Regions from separate parts of the Homo sapiens genome. Here region 1 is linked to region 2. Evidence: chromatin loops called from intact Hi-C (ENCODE). Cell type or tissue: CD4-positive, alpha-beta T cell. All regions are shown on one strand. Each heading gives the region's core, and the rest is flanking DNA. Links, peaks and the distances in the headings are about the cores only. Region 1 holds the start of PTPRK-AS1 (PTPRK antisense RNA 1). Region 2 has its middle 49 kb from the start of THEMIS.

The links. Hi-C counts contacts between places; a loop is a spot of excess contacts. Peaks named below come from ENCODE experiments on the same cell type or tissue, not always from the same donor. Only the 100,000 strongest peaks of a DNase experiment are listed, where the experiment ranks them.
Region 1: it touches region 2 in a loop (2.0-fold over the local background); 1 of 110 quality-filtered maps calls a loop at or near these places.

The regions. Positions count from the first base shown.
Region 1 is chr6:128,027,133-128,036,374 of GRCh38, reverse strand. All of the region lies in intron 13 of PTPRK (protein tyrosine phosphatase receptor type K), which reads left to right. It overlaps PTPRK-AS1 (PTPRK antisense RNA 1), which reads right to left and starts at 8,510. Exons shown (of 5, transcript NR_125849.1): 1 at 8,452-8,510. In CD4-positive, alpha-beta T cell, for the core only: no CTCF peak of the experiment used is centred there; no DNase peak of the experiment used is centred there.
Region 2 is chr6:127,945,856-127,955,097 of GRCh38, reverse strand. No RefSeq gene overlaps it. Among named protein-coding and RNA genes, the nearest start is that of THEMIS, 49 kb to the right of the region's middle. In CD4-positive, alpha-beta T cell, for the core only: no CTCF peak of the experiment used is centred there; a DNase peak (open chromatin) is centred at 3,727; H3K4me3 peaks cover 819 bases; H3K27ac peaks cover 1,217 bases.

The sequences.
Region 1 (9,242 bases), core at 2,251-6,250, 81 kb before region 2:
ATTCTCTGTACAACTCTGTTGCTAGCAACCATCTTACAATTTGGTTATCCATAAGACCAAATTTTGTCTCTAAAACATCTCCTGGGTGTAGCTGCTCCCATGAAGACAATATAGCTACAATGGAGTATGAATCCATATAAAACTCAGTAGTCTTATTGGGCTCATTCTCTCACAGCCCTGGGAGAAGCCTTGGTTGCCTGTGTCTCTTTCTCATATTTTGAGGCATGCTTATGGAACAGAGGTTTCCCAACCCTATTCAGACCCCAAATATAACAACTGTTTGTAAGACCCTCTGTACTATGAAAAAGAAAAATCCATTCCATTCCATTTACCAACATACGTAATTTCAAAAGATAACCAAAGTTACCTAACTTTAATATTAAAAAGAGCTAAAGGAACTAAAACATATGCTTATTGCCTAAACTGTTGAACACAACCACATTAGAAGACAGAAAGAATACTCTGATGTTTGCCACTATTCTGAGAATCACCAAATGCAACTACTAATTATGCAGACTGTCCTGTAGATCTCAGGATGTCTATCAGCCCTGCCCTTTCCCACTAAATATTATAGAGTCTTAATCTAACTGGGAGACCCAAGTGTCCCTACACATTTCCTAGATGCCTCCAGAAGGCACTATCTGCTATACTGAGAACCATTGCTATAGAACTTTACCTTCAATATCACTTCTTATTTGTAATGTCTGTCCCTGGTGGCTCTGTAGAAGATTTTGCTCTCAATCTTCCATGAGCAAATAGAAACTTGGAATTTTTTTTTCTGTTTCCTAAAATAGAATACAGATATGTCCACACTTGGAAATATGATATATTTTTATGAGTATATCTTCAAGTGGCAGATCATAAGGTGAAATCCCAACTTGCCTTATATTGTATCATTACCATGTTGTCGTTTTGTGTCCAGATGACATTGGCAGTAAGCAGCGAAGGATTCAGTAATGTTTTGATAAAAAGAGCATTAATGTAATTATTTATTTATTTATTTATTTTGAGACAGAGTTTCACTCTTGTCACCCAGGCTGGAGTGCAGTGGCACAATCTCAGCTCACTGCAACCTCTGCCTCCCAGTTTCAAGCGATTCTCCCACCTCAGCCTCCCAAGTAGCTGAGATTACAGGCACTTGCTACAACGCCTGGATAATTTTGTATTTTTTGTAGAGCCGGGATTTCAACATGTTGGCCAGGCTGGTCTTGAACTCCTGACCTCAAGTGATCTGCCCGCCTCGGCCTCTCAAAGGGCTGCCAGGCTTGAGCCACCGTGCCCAGCCAATGTAATTGTTTTTAATCTGCATCATCTTTTGAATAAAAAGACATTTTAAATATCAGAAAATGACCACTGTCTAAATTTTCTTTAACCAGCATAAATGGATGTAAACTAAGTAGTTTGCAAATTTTCATGTCTGTTTCACTTTTATCTTTCTCCTTGGTAATATGTTTTCTGACATTGCTGTGAAACATTTCATATTACTTAAAATGTGTATCTTTAACAGATTTTTCACTTTTCAGTTTAAACATTTCACACAATCCACACGTATTTATTAAGGACTTATATACTTGACATAACACCAATTGATGTTTCAGTCATCAAATCTTGAACACCTACTTCTGATTGTCTAACCCTTCTTTTTCAAATTAACAACAAAACAAACCAAAACAACTGTCTCATACAACTACTCCATTCTCCAAAGAGAAGTTGTAAATTATAAAACTTTAACAGTCTTATTTTTTCTTTGATGGCCTACTTAATAAATCTAAAGGGACTATAGGTTTACAACCTTGGAGTGTTGCTTTTGATTTTTTTCCCCCTGTATCAGTCCCTAAACCAAAACATTTACAGTACTGTGTATATTTAATAATTTTGTACTGACTGCATGAAGATATAAATGTGTGAATGAATACAGCTTGTTAAACATGCAAGTATATTTCTTCAAAGAAGAGTTTACGGATTCTTTTTCCTTAGCAAAGGGAAGTTGTATTAAACATTGTGGTGGTTGAAATGCTGCTAATCAAAAATTGGTCATCGATTTGAATACATCTTATAGCTTTTCTATCATGTTGTTGGTTTATTTCTGAAAACACAAGGGAGAAGTTGATTGGGCTGCCTTAGCTGCCTTTTTCTATGGTGACAGGTGTTTAGACTTTAATCCCTCTAACTGTGCACATAGATGTTTCTGGTGAAAAGAATGTACTGCCCTTTGTATAAAAAACATAATAATGATAATAATGTAAGTTTGAGAACGGTTTAGTCTACACAGTTATTGACAAGAGGTACAGCTTGTACTGGAGGACCAGTCTGGATTCAAGAAGATGGTCCTAAGTGTACCGAAGTATATCTTTTCGTATGAAGATATAAAGAATAGAAATATGAGTGGTATTTGAGGTGTCCGCATCCTCTTTGGCACTCAGAGGACTCTAATCAAACCCAATGTTGTGTACTGAACTATTCCTGACTTGTGAAATTCATCTTTTATCCCCTACTTTAACTTTTTTTTTTTGAGACAAGGTCTCATTCTGTTACCCAGGCTAGAGTGTTATAGCTAACTACAGCTTCCACCTGGGCCCAAGAAATACTCCCCCCTCAGTCTCTCAGGTAGCTGGAACCACAGACACAAGCCATCACACTCAGCTAATTAAACAATTTTATTTTTTGTAGAAACTAGATCTCTCTACGTAGCCCAGGCTGATCTCAAACTCCTGGGCTCAAGCAATCCTCTCACCCTGGCCTCTCAAAGTGCTGGGATCACAGGCATGCACCACTGTGCTCAGCTACCCCAATTTTACCTTTTAAACACAAAAGCTTTCATTAAATGTAAAGCCACCATTTCCTTTGACTTTCAAATCCATGTATCAGTAAAATAAAACAAAAATTTATTTGAATGCAATAATAGCAGACATATGCTGTTCTAAAATCCTCAGAAATCTGGCAGTGGAAACTGTGAAGATAGTTATGATCTCATGAAGTTTGAATATAGTCCTAAACTCTTTGGAATGAGAGATTTGTCAGCTGGATTTTCATGCTCTAAATCTGACTTCAATAACTTTCACTTTCTGCCAAGATGTATCCATTATACCTCAGTATCTCCTGATATTCTCCAATAAAATCCACTGTCAAATTAAAAGCTTAGTTCTGTCGTTTGTGCCAGGCCCCAAGTGCTACCCTTATATTCCAAAATCAGTAGCGCTTTTTCCAAGTTATTACTCAGGGAGTATAACCAACTAGAAAAAAATTTAGAAATACTAGAAGCATGTTCTCCTAGATTTCCTACATCTATCCCTACCAACTTCCCAAAGAGCCCTGTAGTATCTTCACCTACCTTCCTATCAGCTATTCAGACATAAAAACAGCTGCTTTCTTCCTGGGAAGATCACGTAATTTAGAACTGGCTTGGGGTGTACCTCTGGGTTACCAAAAATGATTTTTTAAAAATATCTGTCATTCAAGAAAATAAGATCTGGGGTCAGGTCCAGGCAATATTGTCCTGAGGGTGCTTTTCTTCTTCTCGTGGCTGATATTCCCGCAGTGACATATGATATAATATGCACTAAGCTGATACTGCTTCAGTAACCATGTCTGTGTCTGTGACAGGTGCTACTGACTCCTTTCTTCATGTTATTGATCTAAAATATTTTTTAAAATGTAGAATCTACAAAACCCTGGAGGCCTTTCATCCTTGGAAGCTGGAATTATTGCATCTTTTCATCCTTCTTAAAGAGGGGAATGTTTTCACCCTTACAGTTAAGTTGACAGTTCATATGCGATGTTTACTTGACTTTTTATATCTGGTTACAATAAATGTATAGGCTGTTAACACATAATAAATAATGACTCATATATTTGATTTAAAATTTCCTGGATTATCTATAATCAGAATTTAGAATTTCTCTCCTAGAAGTGTGGCGAGCTGAAGCTATTAGAGCTGTGGCCTTTACAATCCTTTAACGGAATAACCCATCTCCTGTTGCTGATCTGAACCGCATAACTGGCTAAACTAGTGCAGGCAGCATGATTCTTCACACACAACCAGATGCCAGAAAGAAGAAAACCACAAAGGGGCTGAAAAACACAGCATAGAGCCCAGAAGCAAGAGGGTAAGGTGGGGCAGAAACCAACCAGCAGTGATTGGAAGGGAAGATTAAGTCAGGAGGCAGGGCTCAAAGGGCATCTGAAGGTGAGAGGCAGCAGCCCGAGGATGCCTCAGGAGTCTGCGTTGTACAAGAAGCTGGACATTAGAGATAGGTCGCAGGTCAAAATCAGATAGAATTTTGCGATCAGAGCAGACACAGCAAACCAGAAGCACTTGAACTGTTCAAATAGCACCTTCTTTCCACAGCAAGTCCTTGCTGTTGTGACTGCGAATACACTGGTCCACTGAAGCCTGTGACACTTGCAATTTGGGAGCTTATCACAGCCGGAGGACCCTGACACAGGGTGAGGGTGCAGGAAAGACAGGACATGAGATTGAGGATGCTGACTCAGACAGGTCACTGGACCGTTCCAGTGTTTTTCTTACAGGGAAAGAGTGTAGGAGGCAGTGCATCTCTTTGTCTTTGTCACTTAACTTTTGGTGTTCTTTAAACTGTTCTAAATTAGTTCAAGATCTACAAATTGAAGGCTAAAGAAGGGAGGATAAATAAAGCCCAGCCCAAGCAGTTTTGATTGTAGAAACATTTGGAAGTATTTGGGTTGTTAGGGGAAAGGAGCATAGCTGATTTTTTTTAAATTGATTTGGAGTTTGGTTATTTGTCATTTACTCATTAGTTACTTTCCTCCCCAACAATAACAACAAAAGATAATTACCATAGTCTGTTCTTACATGAAACACTGAGAAATTTTATGTAGACATTGAAATTACTTCATCAGTTTCTTCTGTGAATGATTCATTTCACATTTCCCAGTCTTATGTAAATTACTCTGCAGCATTTATATAGCATTAGTGTCATGCAATTTGTATCATTATTGAACATTTATTTTCTTTTCAAACAAAGTGCAAAGTGCCAGAGGATGGGAAGTATATCTTTAGCTGCAGTTTGAAAGAAAATGTACCAAGCTTGGTGTCGGATGACCTGGGTTCTACAAAGCAGTCGTGTACGTTTAGCCAAATCACCTGTTCAAATCTAGGTTGCCCAAACTATAAATGCACTTGAATGAGTGATTTTTCAAGAATGTGGGGCAAAATGAAGTCAGAGCATTCAAGGCTGTGGTATCTTATTTCTGTTTCAGCTACTGTGTCTGTGCTCTCAGTGTTTCATATATTGGGTCCCTACGTATGATTTTATTTTTTAAATTTCTACTGCTAATAAAAGTTTCACAGATGTGATAGTGTCCAGTATTTCTTTCAAATTTGAAGTTTCATTTGATTTAATCATTTTATCTATCATGTCATTTAGTGTAATTTTTGAACCTAGTAAGTGTCTAATAAATATTTGCTGGGGAAAAAAATGAATGCTATGGTTCAATCATGCAATACTCAGATGTTCGTAACCATTTCCATGTGAAAAGTTTAGTATAGGCTGTAGAGAATGACATTTTAGACTTTTGAGGGGAATTATTTTTATGTCAGCTTGAAATTCTTCTTGAACTTGATTTCTGACTTGGGGGAAAAAAAGCAAGCCTGATGTGCACAAGCTTTATACAGAGAATCAACTGTTTTTAAAAGAATAATCCAGCTGCTATCTGATCAGCCAGGTAGGAGTTGTTCTGTGGAAATGAAGAAGCCCTCCATTTTCAGTCAGAGTCACGCATATAAAGGCTTTGATAAGATTAAAATAATCCAAGAATGCAATTTCAAGATGCACAGCTAGAAACAGCAACTAAGAAATATCCATATCTTACAGGACACAGCTAAGGGAAGAGTCAGGTTTTAAGGACCGTCTACAGATAATGTCAGGATGTACAGATAAATATGAGCAACTGCTGATTGAGCTAGAAACACTGCTGGTTAAGTTATAAATCTTATGATTTTTACCCTTCAAAATGCCTCTTTCCTTGCTGCTTTATATTTTTTTAAAGAGCGGAGTATGTTGTCACTTGGAGGTTGTGCTGCTTTCCTGTGACTTTAGTCACCTTTGGTGCCCTGGCCAGATCCCTTTTACCAAGCCTGTAAAATGCCCAGTTTCCGTCAGTGTTAGCTGCTATTGGCTCACAGCCCCCACTTCTCTTCAGAATCACTTGTAGCTGAAAAACATTTACTTTGCCAAACCTTATGTGCCCATCTCCCAGCACTATCAGCTCATATCTGATGACTAACTGACATGGGGAATACAAAAAGCCAGTGCCCTCACTTCATTAGGTCAACTCTGGGGCAATTCATGCTCTAGTGCTCCCCGTGACATCAGGCTGAAGTTAGACTTATGCTAATACCACATTCTCACTTAGCTGCTTTCCCTTTCCTACCCTACTTTCCTCTCTCCTTTTCATCTGACAACACTCCCTTAATAAATCATGTGCATCCAAATCCTTGTCTTAGGCTCTGCTTCTAGGGAACCTAAGCAGTGATATTTTTGAGAGTATAGATTCTTTCTTCTTTTATCTTTCATCCTCAATCTCCAGCACATCTGGATCATGATGCTTTACAAGTATTTTGAAGAGTAAGCAAAGTAAGAAATTTGGCCTTCATTTGGTGTGTTAGTTAGTCCTTGCATTGCTATAAAGTAATATGTGAGGCTGGATTATTATTATTATTATTATTATTATTATTATTATTATTATTATTATTATTTTGAGATGGAATCTCACTCTGTCACCCAGGCTGGAGTGCATTGGCACTACAACCTCTGCTTCTTAGGTTCAAGTGATTTTTCTGCCTCGCCTCCCCAGTAGCTCGGATTACAGGTGCCCGCCACCCTGTCCAGCTAATTTTTGTATTTTTAGTAGTGATCGGGTTTCACCATGTTAGCCAAGCTGGTCTTGAACTCAAATGATCCACCTGCCTCAGCCTCCCAGAGTGCTGGGATTACAGGTGTGAGCCACTGCATGCAGTCAGAGACTGGGTAGTTTATAAAGAGAAGAGGTTTAAATGGTTCATGGTTCTGCAGGCTGTAGAGGAAGCGTAGTGCTGGCATCTGCTTCTGGTGAGGGCCTCAGGGAGCTTACAATCATGGCAGAAGGTGAAGGGGAACCATGTATCACTTGGCAAGAGAGGGAGACAGGAGAGGGAAGGTCCACACTCTTTAAACAACCAGATCTCACAAGAACACTCATTACTGTGAGGATGGCACCAAGGCATTCGTGAGAGAGCCAACCCCCAAAACCAAAAACCTCCCACCAAGTCCCATCTCCAGCATTGGGGAATACATCTCAGCATGAGATTTGGAGGGCACAAACACCCAAACTGTATCAGTTGATCAAGAACTGACCATGGAAGATGGATAGTTGAAGTCACAAGCAGTCCAGCACAATTCTAACCTTACCATGAATCTGAATTCTTAGCTCACTAAAGATTTAGGAACAGAATTGGGGAGTAGAATTATGGTCATGTAAAAATAGAGTCCGTTTAACATCCTAACCTTAAATCAGAAACCATCAAAGCATCATATCAACAAAAAAATTGTTTTCACTTATGAAAAATATGAATATTAACACAATTTTGTTGCACACTTACTCTCTGCCATATGTCTTACACTAGGCATTGAGAAAATACTAAAAATACATAGGATATGTTCCATGCTCTCAAGAAGTTGTGAATTGTGAAAGAACCTGATAGTTGAAGTAATAATTTCATGCAGTGTGCCTAAACATGAAATAGAATTCCATACAAAGTGACATTTAAATAGGTAGAAAAACCAGAGACCATATCCACACTGGTAACAGCATGGGCAGAGGTTTGCAGTTAGACATGAAAGTTAATGCAGTGTTCAAGAATATACTGAGGAGTTAGTAAGAAATTAGGCTAAAATGTATGTTGATACAGATATGAGAAAGGGCTGTAAGACTCAAGATTCACTTTATCTTGAGGGCAGGGTGGCAGCTATCAACAGTGCTAAAGCACTTTCTCTTCCACTTTAAAAATTAAAACAGTGTGGTAACCTTAAAAGGTGTTCTGAAACAATATTCTAAGCAACTGTTATCACTTTTGCTTTTTCCTTTTTTTTATCAGGTGCTTACTTAAACATTTCTCATAATTGCAAAGATTGTGACTTGTAATTATTTGTAGTTACTATTTTACCATGAGCTTTACCCACATTTTTATGTGTTTTAATTTTAAGTGGCTAAATATTATTATAAATAGTGTGTGCAGTATAATTTATATTCGTCATTTTCATTTTCCCTGAAATCTTTGTAGGCTATTAAGAAGAACAATGATAGGATCATATTTAAGTTTTAGAAAAATGACACCTTAAAAGCTGCAGGTAGATTAGGATGAGTAGGACTTGGAGTCAGAAACTTCAATAAGGGAGTGGCTGCAATATAGACTAGGAAAGAGGTGATACCAACCTGTCAGTGTCCTCATCGGTAAAAGAAGATACAGCTGGGCACAGTGGCTTATGCCTGTAATCCCAGCACTCTGGGAGGCCAAGGTGGGCGGATCACTTGAGGCCAGGAGTACGCACCAACTTGGCCAACAGAGTGAAACCCCGTCTCTACTAAAAACAAAAATTAGTCAGGCACAGTGGCACACGCCTGTAGTCCCAGCTACTCGGGTGGCTGAGGTAGGAGAATTGCTTGAACCCAGGAGAAGGTTGCAGTAACCTGAGATGGCTCCACTGCACTCCAGACTCGGTGACAGAGCAAGACTCTGTCTCAAAGGAAAAAAAAAACATACAACAAGCCTCATAAGTGCTTGTGAAAGCTAATTGAAATAATATATTAAAAGAGTTTGGCATTTAGAAAGCTCTGAAACGATCATTCATTTAACAGAGGAAGCTATGAACATTTTTTTTTTAAAGGTCAGTTTGACTTTTAGGCACCTGATTTCCTGAAGGACTCTTTGAACTCTTTGAATGTGGGTACTGTTTTATGCATTTTCATGTGATAACTAAACAGCCTGATTTACATTCTTGCCCAATATACGTATTTCTTCAAATAATGAACTAATGAATTCCCGGGCAATAAATACCTTTTGGTTAAATGGACAAACAGTTCTGTTCAGTGGGAAACATGCTAGTAGAGTCTGCTTTTAAAGGAATTGCTGTATGCAGTATTCTAAGAAATAATGAGGAAGTATTTTTACTTCAAAATACTTTGATCATAATATGATGATAGGTATTTTCTTCTCTTGCCTGTGA
Region 2 (9,242 bases), core at 2,051-6,050:
AACACCTCACCTTTGCCCAGAGGGTCAGCAGTACAACTTTGCTGTCTTTTATCAAGACAATATCTGATCTCTGTCATGTTGAGGTCTAGACTAGAGCAGTGATCCTCAAAGTGTCATCTGTGAACTGGTTTCTGGTCCATGTTTCTTATTTATCCCCAATGAATTAGGAAGTTTGCACCAGAATGTGAACTATACCACTAAGCACACCGTTTGGCTCAGCTGACAATTTTTTTCTTAGAAAGACTTTTTTGATGAAGGAGTAGTGCATTGATTTATTTTCTGGTGGAAGCTCCTTACCTCACTGTTGCAGGCACGTACTTTGAATAGCTGCTTCCTGGTCTAGAGGGAGCTTGATTATCTTGACACCCAGTAGAATGCCATGTTGGAGCATATTAATTTTACCATGTCATCAGGAAGAAACTAACAACCTGATGCCTTAGGAAGACAAACACATGACCAAGGAAGGGAGACAAACCATGTGAAAGTTCATAGACTTGTGATCATATGAAGTTTCTAGTGTGACAATGCTGTGAAAATGGCAGAATATTCCTTTTCAAATTAGAAACAAGTTGTCTCACTTTGCACAGTCCACAAAAGAAAGAGCTCTAGCATTCAGTATGTCTCATTGAAACTGGGACGCGACAAATTCCATATTTGGATATACTACTCTGGCCCAACCACCAGGTAACCTATACAGCTACCTGTTCCAAGGGATATTTAGAGCAAGGTGGGGTTATGCAGCAGGTCCAGGCTTCTGTGCAAGCTGACCCATCACTTAGACCTGTGACCCAGCAAAGTGAATTGTACTTGAAGTATTTGTGGCAGAAAGGGATAAAATCTGTTGCCAGCAACAATGACATCACCAGACCGCTGAGGTTTTAGAGTAAGGCTAATTCCTCTTCTTCAAACTACTATCCTCCATTGGTAAGGCTGCTTTTAGTTTGTTTCTTGGCCCTGGTGGAAAAGAAGCAGATGATGGTGGTATGGAACACCAGCGATATAGGTATGGAGCTACCATTAAGAACTGAGTGCTATCTGACCCATAGAATTACGAAGTGGGATGTGTGCAGCCGTTTTTCGTGATTAAATGTAACTTATACATATGAATATAAGACTGAATTTGAAAATGTGAAGAAACCACAAGTATATTTCAGGAGTGGTGGCTCAGAATCCTCTAGCATCTGCTCCTGCTCTTCACCTCCTCTTCCTGAACTCACATCTATGATACCATTGAGATGATAAAACAATTGTAGTTTTGTTAGTTAGGTACAAGACCCTTCTTGTTTTGCAGGGTCTAGACAAAGGGTTGGCAAACAACTGCCTATGGGCCAAATCTAACCTGCCACCTGTTTGTCCTGATCACAAATTAATAATTTTTACATTTTAAAATGGTTTAGCGGGGCCAGGCGCAGTGGCTCATACCTGTAATCCCAGTACTTTGGGAGGCCAAAGTGGGTGGATTGTCTGAGGTCAGGAGTTCAAGACCAGTCTGGCCAACATGGTGAAACCCCGTCTCTACTAAAAACACAAAAAATTAGCCGGACATGGTTGCAGGCACTTGTAATCCCAGCTACTCGGGAGGCTGAGACAGGAGAATTGCTTGAACCTGGGAGGTGGAGGTTGCAGTGAGCCGAGATCATGCCACTGCACTCCAGCCTGGGCAACAGAGAAAGGCCTCAGCTCAAAAAAAAAAAGAAAGAAAAAAAAAAGGTTTTGGGGAAGAATCAAATGAAAACTAGGAGTTTGTAATGTGTAATCATTATCCAAAACTCAAATGTTAGTGTGGGTGCAATCTATACTACAATAGCTAAAGCCTAAAATATTGACTATCTGGCTTTTTATAGAAATGTTTGTCAAACTTGTTCTAGAAGCTGCCGAACTACATTGCCTAAAATGCTTACCAGCAGATTAGATTCTGGTAATGAGAGAGGTTTGCAAGAGATTTAGAAGGAAGAAAAGAAGCAGAAGGTAGTAATCTCCTACGGCGTGTAAGAGAACTGCATGGGCTTTGGCAGATGGCTCATAGGAGGTTTTGCCAGCAGCTTTTAGGCCTTAGCTTACAAATTCACCACAGAGGCTCAGCCCAGATCACAAATGACTCCTGCACTTTATGGGCTCCTGAATTCTGATGTCAGTTTCCTCCCAGGCTTTGCTCTTCCTCCCTTCCAAAGTCTTGTGTAAGTCTTACATTCCTATATTTAGTCCCTTCCTCCTCGACATACCTAAAGTGGGGTATGTCTTTTTTTTTTTTTTTTTCAGTTGGAGTCTTGCTCTGTTGCCAGGCTAGAGTGCAGTGGTGCTATCTCGGCTCACTGCAACCTCCACTTCCTGGGTTCAAGCGATTCCCCTGCCTCAGCCTCCTGAGTAGCTGAGACTAGTGGCGCACGTCACCACACCCAGTTAATTTTTTGTATTTTAGTAGAGATGGGGTTTCACCATGTTGGCCAGGATGGACTCGATCTGCTAACCTCGTGATCCACCCGCCTCGGCCTCCCAAAGTGCTGGGATTCCAGGTGTGAGCCACCACGCCTGGCCTAAAGTGGGTATGTCTTATTTATTTATTTATTTATTTTTGAGATATGGTCTCACTCTGTTGTCCAGGCTGGAGTGCAGTGGCATGAACATGGCTCACTGCAGCATCGACCTCCTGTGCTCAAACAATCCTCCCACCTCAGCCTCCTGAGTAGCTGGGACCACAGGTGCAGGCCACCATGCCCCACTAATTTTTTGTATTATTTGTAGAGATGGGGTTTCGCTGTGTTGCCCAGGTTGGTCTCACACTCCTGGGTTCAAGCGATCCACCTGCCTCGGCCTCCTAAAGTGCTAGGATTACAGATGTGAGTCACCATGCTTGTCATAAAGTGCCTATTTCTGATTTTCTACCCAAACCTTGACTAAGTTAATAAGAAAAGCACTAAATAAGAAATACAGGGTAACTAGAACATAGCTACAGCTATAAGCAGAATTATGGGTTCTGTGAGAGCACGTAATGGAATTCTTACCTATTCTGGGAAATAGGGTAAAGTTTCCCTGAGGAAGTGAAAACTGATATTAGATCTGAAAGAATATGAGGAAGCTCTTGCAAAAGACTAGAGCTTCCAGGACAGAGGCAATGTAAGAAGTATGAGGAAAGGTATCCAAATAACCCTTTGGCAGGAAGAACGTCGGTGCTACAAAGAGAAAAATGTGAATGGGACTGAAACTCAGAAAGCAATGTGCCAGAGAAAGCTGGAGTTGGACAGAGAAGCTGTCCCATACAGGACCTTCCAAGCTGTGGGAGGGATTATGGTCTTTCTCCCATAAGCGATTGGGGGCCCACCACTCTGTTTTTCTCTCTGTTGGTCATACAAAACTTCATCACAGATGTTATAAGAGATGGGGCTTGACTAATAGGTGGAAGAGCCATGAGAGAGGAGAGTACTACAAAAAATGGACGAGATATAAATTGTATACCAATCAGTTTAGCAGGATCAGAGTGGAGATTCATTTAAAGACAAAGCACAAAGGACCTAACATTGACAGGAGTTTGGACTTTATTTTGTTAATGAAAAGTTATCCAGGCAACCAAAAAGGACACTTTTCTGGAGACTTTTTTCTGTGGTAGAACTTAAACTGAAACATCAAACTTGAATTAAGACTGAGAAATACTGTTGGTGTTTGTTAATGATTGTGTTTTGTGGTTCTTGAAGTGAGACAAAGGCTTAAAAGTACAGGAAATTGGTGGCTTTGGTAAAGTAAAAACTGAATTGTTTCATATTAAAAGAGGCCATTGCAAGGTTTGTCTTTATGCTATTGCTGTAGCAATAGAGGAACTAGATCATGGCACTTTTGAAGAGTAGATGAGAAAATGCCAGGTCTCCTCAGCTGTGCCTGCAGGTACCCAGGTCTGGCAATCTTAGGAAAAAGGCAAAGGAAAGAGGGTTCAGTGGAATTTGACACCAGGCCTTCAGGAGACATGAAAGAATCATTTAAACATGAGTTTAAAAGTACTATTTATTGTCCGAGAAAGAATAACATCACGTATACATTTATAATGGCTAGGTAAGAAAAAAAGGAAGTATTATTCTAGCAGAGTTGGCAAATGTTGCAGGTTAGCTTCCCCAAAAAGAGACCCGGAAATGGAGATTAGCATGCAGGCAGTGTGTTGGGTAGTGTTCCTGAGAACTACACACATGCCAGTTGAGGGAAGCAGGATTGAGCAGAAGGAGTTTAACCACCAGGCAGTTCTAACAAGTCTCGGGTGCCTCTTCAGGGTTGCCTCCATTGAGGCAGAGGCCAGGCCTTTGTATCGCTCCATGAACCGGTCATTGGCTGCAGCCTACCCAGAGGCAAAGGACAGAACCTTAAATGAGGAAGCTTCCACCAACCATGGGTGATATCTGGAGGGGCATTCAGCTAAGTGCTGTCAGTAGTCAACAATTCTGGCAGCTGGATGATGGGTGCATGGCCTTAAAGAAAGTTGTGTGTCTAACGCTATAGCGTTCACTACAGTTCACTCCTGTGTGTCTCTGGATCTTTTACTTCATATAATGTAGTGAATTCACCCTGTCTGGAGGCAGCTCCTACAAGATTATGGTTGGTCTCTACCACCAGGGAAACATACAAGAGGAAGATTAACAGTACAAACTACAAACTCCGGTGCTGTGGCTAATTTCAAGGATATTTATCATTTTAAGTTTGCTTCACCCTTAACTAGCTCCTCTGCTTGTCTTGATGGCTCACGTGGTTGAGTGATGCAGACCTTCGTCCAAGAGGAGTGAGAGCTCCTAATCCCCATGTATTTCTCAAGCACAGCTGCTATACTTGACTATTACCTGTTAATAGTGGACACCAACAGATACGCCAGTGCATCACTTTGATGCCAAATGAATCCTTCCCTGCCCACATTGTATACCATCAGCCTTGTCTCCCCCTGAAGATCAGGATCAATTATACCTGCAAGGATGTTGACATTGTTCTTTTCCCACCAAGCTCTAGGTATAAAGAGACTAAGGTAACCAGAGGTCAACTTTGACTTAATGTTTAATGGGACTCTCACTTTGTCCTTTGGTGGGAGGGAGTGTTCCTAAATCTCTAAAGCTAAAAGAGCCTAGAGTTAAAGGTACAGAATACAAACTTCCAAGTAAGTCACTCAGCTTGATGATCATTGAGGCCACTCTTACTTTCACCCCTTGGTTCCTGTTGCAATGTATTTACATATGGGGAGCACAACACAATATAATGAATATCAATGTGTTAAGTGTCTCATCATGAAAGATAGTGCCCTATTATCCAAGTTGGTGCCTCATCTTTACATCCAAACTGGTGCTGCATCTGTACTTTTAATAAGCTACTCTATCACTCCATCATCTGATGGTTTCTGGGTAGTATAGAAAGTAAGAGGACAAGTGAATCCCGTGACCATGAGCTTGCTGATGAACTTCCTTTGCTTTAAAATAGTTCCTTTGGTTTTATTTACTGTTACATGGGATCTGTATTGGTGGATCAAAACTCTATAAACCTTTGGAGAATGGTACTGGTTAAAGCCCTTCAAGCAGAAAAGGTAACCCATACCCAGAATAACTGTTGATTCCAATCAACATAAATCACTGGTTATTCTAGCATAGATGAAATCCAATGTACTGAACTTGCAACCACCTGTCAGTGGCTGTCACCCCAGCCATTTGGCAGTGGCTAAGAACAGAAGCTGTGTAAACATCGATTAGCTGTATAATTCTGTCCACTCGGTTTCGGTGGATATTCTCTAGTTTTAATATGCAATATGCTTTCTCTGATAATTCTACCCACATATATCTTCCCCAAATCTCCTTGTCTGCAATCTTACAATTTTTTTTTTCATTCCAGGGCCCCAAGCAAAGATCCAAGCCACTGGTCATTATCCATGAATCCATGCATATATGTCTACTTATATTTTCCTGCAAAGTGCATGACCAGAGGCACTGCCCAAAACTTTACTGAGTGCTATAATTTCTTCTTCTAGCCACTGTCTTTCAAGGCCACCACTAAGTGGGCCTGCAGTAGAATAGCAGTCTATTGTCAACGTGCACCCATGTGCTGAACTAACCAATTTATGAACTTTGCATGGCCCTCTGCCTCCTGTGTCAGCTGGCCATAAAAGACTTCTCTCATTTACTATAGCTGTTTGATGAGAGAAGGGTACTGGTGCAGCAGTAGTGGATGGCACAGACTTCTGAACTATTCGATTGTGCAGTTGACTTCACTACTGTTGCTTGCTCCAAGTGATACCAATTCCATTTTACAATGGATTGATTACTGCTAGGTCTGATTGACCCTATGACTTGGTGGGTCTGAGATAACCCAACTCAAGGTGGGTAGTTCTGTCACTGTGCATCCAGGTTCAGATGCTCCATTTCTACCAGGACCCAGTCAAAAACCAACATCTATTTTTAGAATGATGCTCAATCATCTAAACATCAGACAATATGGAGATGTTTAGAACCCATACTGTTGCTCCAGAACCCATACTGTTACTCTTCTATTTGGTGGTACCCTAAATGCCATATGGCATCTTTCCCAACACAGATAACTTTAACATAAGAAGGTCTGCCAGATCGAAGGGCCCAAGCAGCAGGAATGCTTGTATGCACGGCAGCTCGGAACTGTTGCAGTGCCCTTTCCTGCTCTGGACCCCGTTTAAAGTCAGTAACCTTCCTTATCAGTAAATGGGATGATATAGTTTTCCCAAGTATGGCATATATACTGCCTCCAGAATTGGGAGAGTTCTGCTAGGCATTACACATCCTTCTACTTTAGCGGCTCAAAATGCAATTCTTAGTTCTCTAATTTGGACAGTTCTTTGTTCTTTATATTTGTATGTCTCAGTCTGACCCACCGCTACACTCTTTTTTTTTCCTTCAAAATGATGGTCATGACAGGATTCCAACCAGTCCCTGTCTCTTTTTTTTTTTTTTTTATGAGACAGAGTCTGGCTCCGTTGCCAGGCTGGAGTGCCGTGGTGCAGTCTTGGCTCACTGCAACCTCCACCTCCCCAGTTCAAGTGATTCTCCTGCCTCAGCCTCCCAAGTAGCTGGGAATACAGGCATCTGCCACCACGCCTAGCTAATTTTTGTATTTTTAGTAGAGACAGGGTTTCACCATGTTGGCCAGGATGGTCTCGATCTCTTGACCTCGTGATCCACCCTCCTTGGCCTCTCAAATTGCTGGGATTACAGGTGGGAGCCACTGCACCCGGCCTGCCTCTTAAACTCTTAAAATCTTTACTGATGTGGCATGTCACTGATTCTTTGTAGAGTTTCTCTGCTGCCATCAGAAGTGATTGTTTCTTACCAAAGCCTACGATGTATTTGCCATTTCTTGTTCATCAGGTCTAATTAGCAGTTTTTCATTGAATTGAAAGAATTCTTTTTTTTTTTGGAAATGTCCAAATGTGCAGGTTGCTTCCAGCTATATTACAACAGAGTGTCAGAAATACTGCAGCTCCAGGGCAAGATCACAAATAGATGCTATTGCTTATCTCATGTGAATGTGAACTACTTTAGGTCCTCTTCCCTGATAGAAATGAAAATAACAAATTTGCTAGGTCAATGGCTATATACCATGTTCCCAAGTCCATGTTAATTTGTGCTAGTAAAGATAATATATCTGAAATGCCAATTTTAATTGGAGTTGCTGCTTAATTGAGTTTGCAGTAACCACCGTTACCAAGAGGATGTATCTGGTTTCTCTAGGTGCCAGATTGGTAAATGAAATGGAGATATGTTAAGGTGCATTTTCTAGGTGTCTAAAGGTAACATTACTGTATGCCATTTCCCCAAATTGCAATTTTAAACATTTTAATGAGATATAATTAACATATCATACTATTCACCTATTTAAACTGCATAACTCAATGTGTTTTAGTACACTCATTGAGTTGGGCAATATTAGTCTTGACTTACTCTCTTGTGAGGAAGTTTCAGAGAAATCCCCTTGATTTCCCCCCACTACACATAGTTCTCATCTCACAGATCAAGAAACCAATGTGGAGCTTTTCCAGCCACCAAGATATCCATTGAATCGGACATTTGGAGACTAGAGAAATGACTACAGGATGTGTCCATGGAATAAGTGATCTCACTGTGAGTTGGATCTGGGACAGGACTACACTTAACATCTTACTCCCATACCCATCACTCTAATGAGGGTAGGGAATGTGGATACTTCCTACAGTCCTCTAATATTTTGAGTATTCTCGTTTTTCTGATGTACAGGTACTTGAGCAAATGGTAGTGGTTCCTTTTGGAGAGGGACCGGGGAAACTATTATCTGTATACCTGCCATGGTGCTGCAGGTTCCTTTCTCATGGTCAATCAGCCTCTCCTTCAGTCAGTGATTTCAGATCTAAGAACTAGCTTAGGTCTGGAAACTGAGTAGAGAATTGTGACTTGTTTTCAGGGTAGACTATGAACTCTAACATGGTATTTTTTAGCTCTTTAATTCTTTCCTTCACCATTCATTCTGGCAGTTTCCACTTCACTTAGTATGAGTCATCACTTTTTCCAAGCATCCTAGGGCCAGTCTAGCAGTATAAGAGTACCATCTTCCAGGGTTCCTGCCAGTGTATTAAATCTTATGTCGGAGAGTGATCCCATATGATAAACATGTCCTTGCCTAGTTTCGCATTCCATCCCTCTTGTTATAGTGCTCTCAAGATTCAGGTTCATATGTAATCTCCCAACTACAACCCATACATGTTGCCTAGGTCCTTTGATAGCTTTGGTATATAATGACTTTCTTCCCTTAGAAGGCCCTGCACTTTCCTGGCCTGGTTATGGCTAGGGATTATGGATTGGGTTATAACCCAATCCCAGTTATTTTTCTAGCAGTCAGTAGAGAAAGTGGTGCTATATCTTGAGTAGAGAAACTGGTGTCTTTCAATCAAAAATCTATACATTGTCTTCAAAATAAGGGGAGAGTGATGGTTATTAAGGGTGAGAAGTGAGACATTTCTGCAGTCTTTGGGTTCCGAGGATTATTGAAATTCAGGATCTTTTAGTACATTGTCCCAGGAGTTCCCATTCCAAGTTTCAGGGTCCCCCCGTTTCTCAATCAGTGCTTTGACCTTGGCATATCAGACCTGACAGGGTTGAGAATGCAACCTACTCTGGAGCAGGTTCTCTTATAATTAATTACTGGGTCTCATGCTCAGCCTTTTGTACTCTGTAGCTGATGGAAATGAGAGCCTCTATGTGATGTCAAGGAAACTCTTGGGCTTTACCATT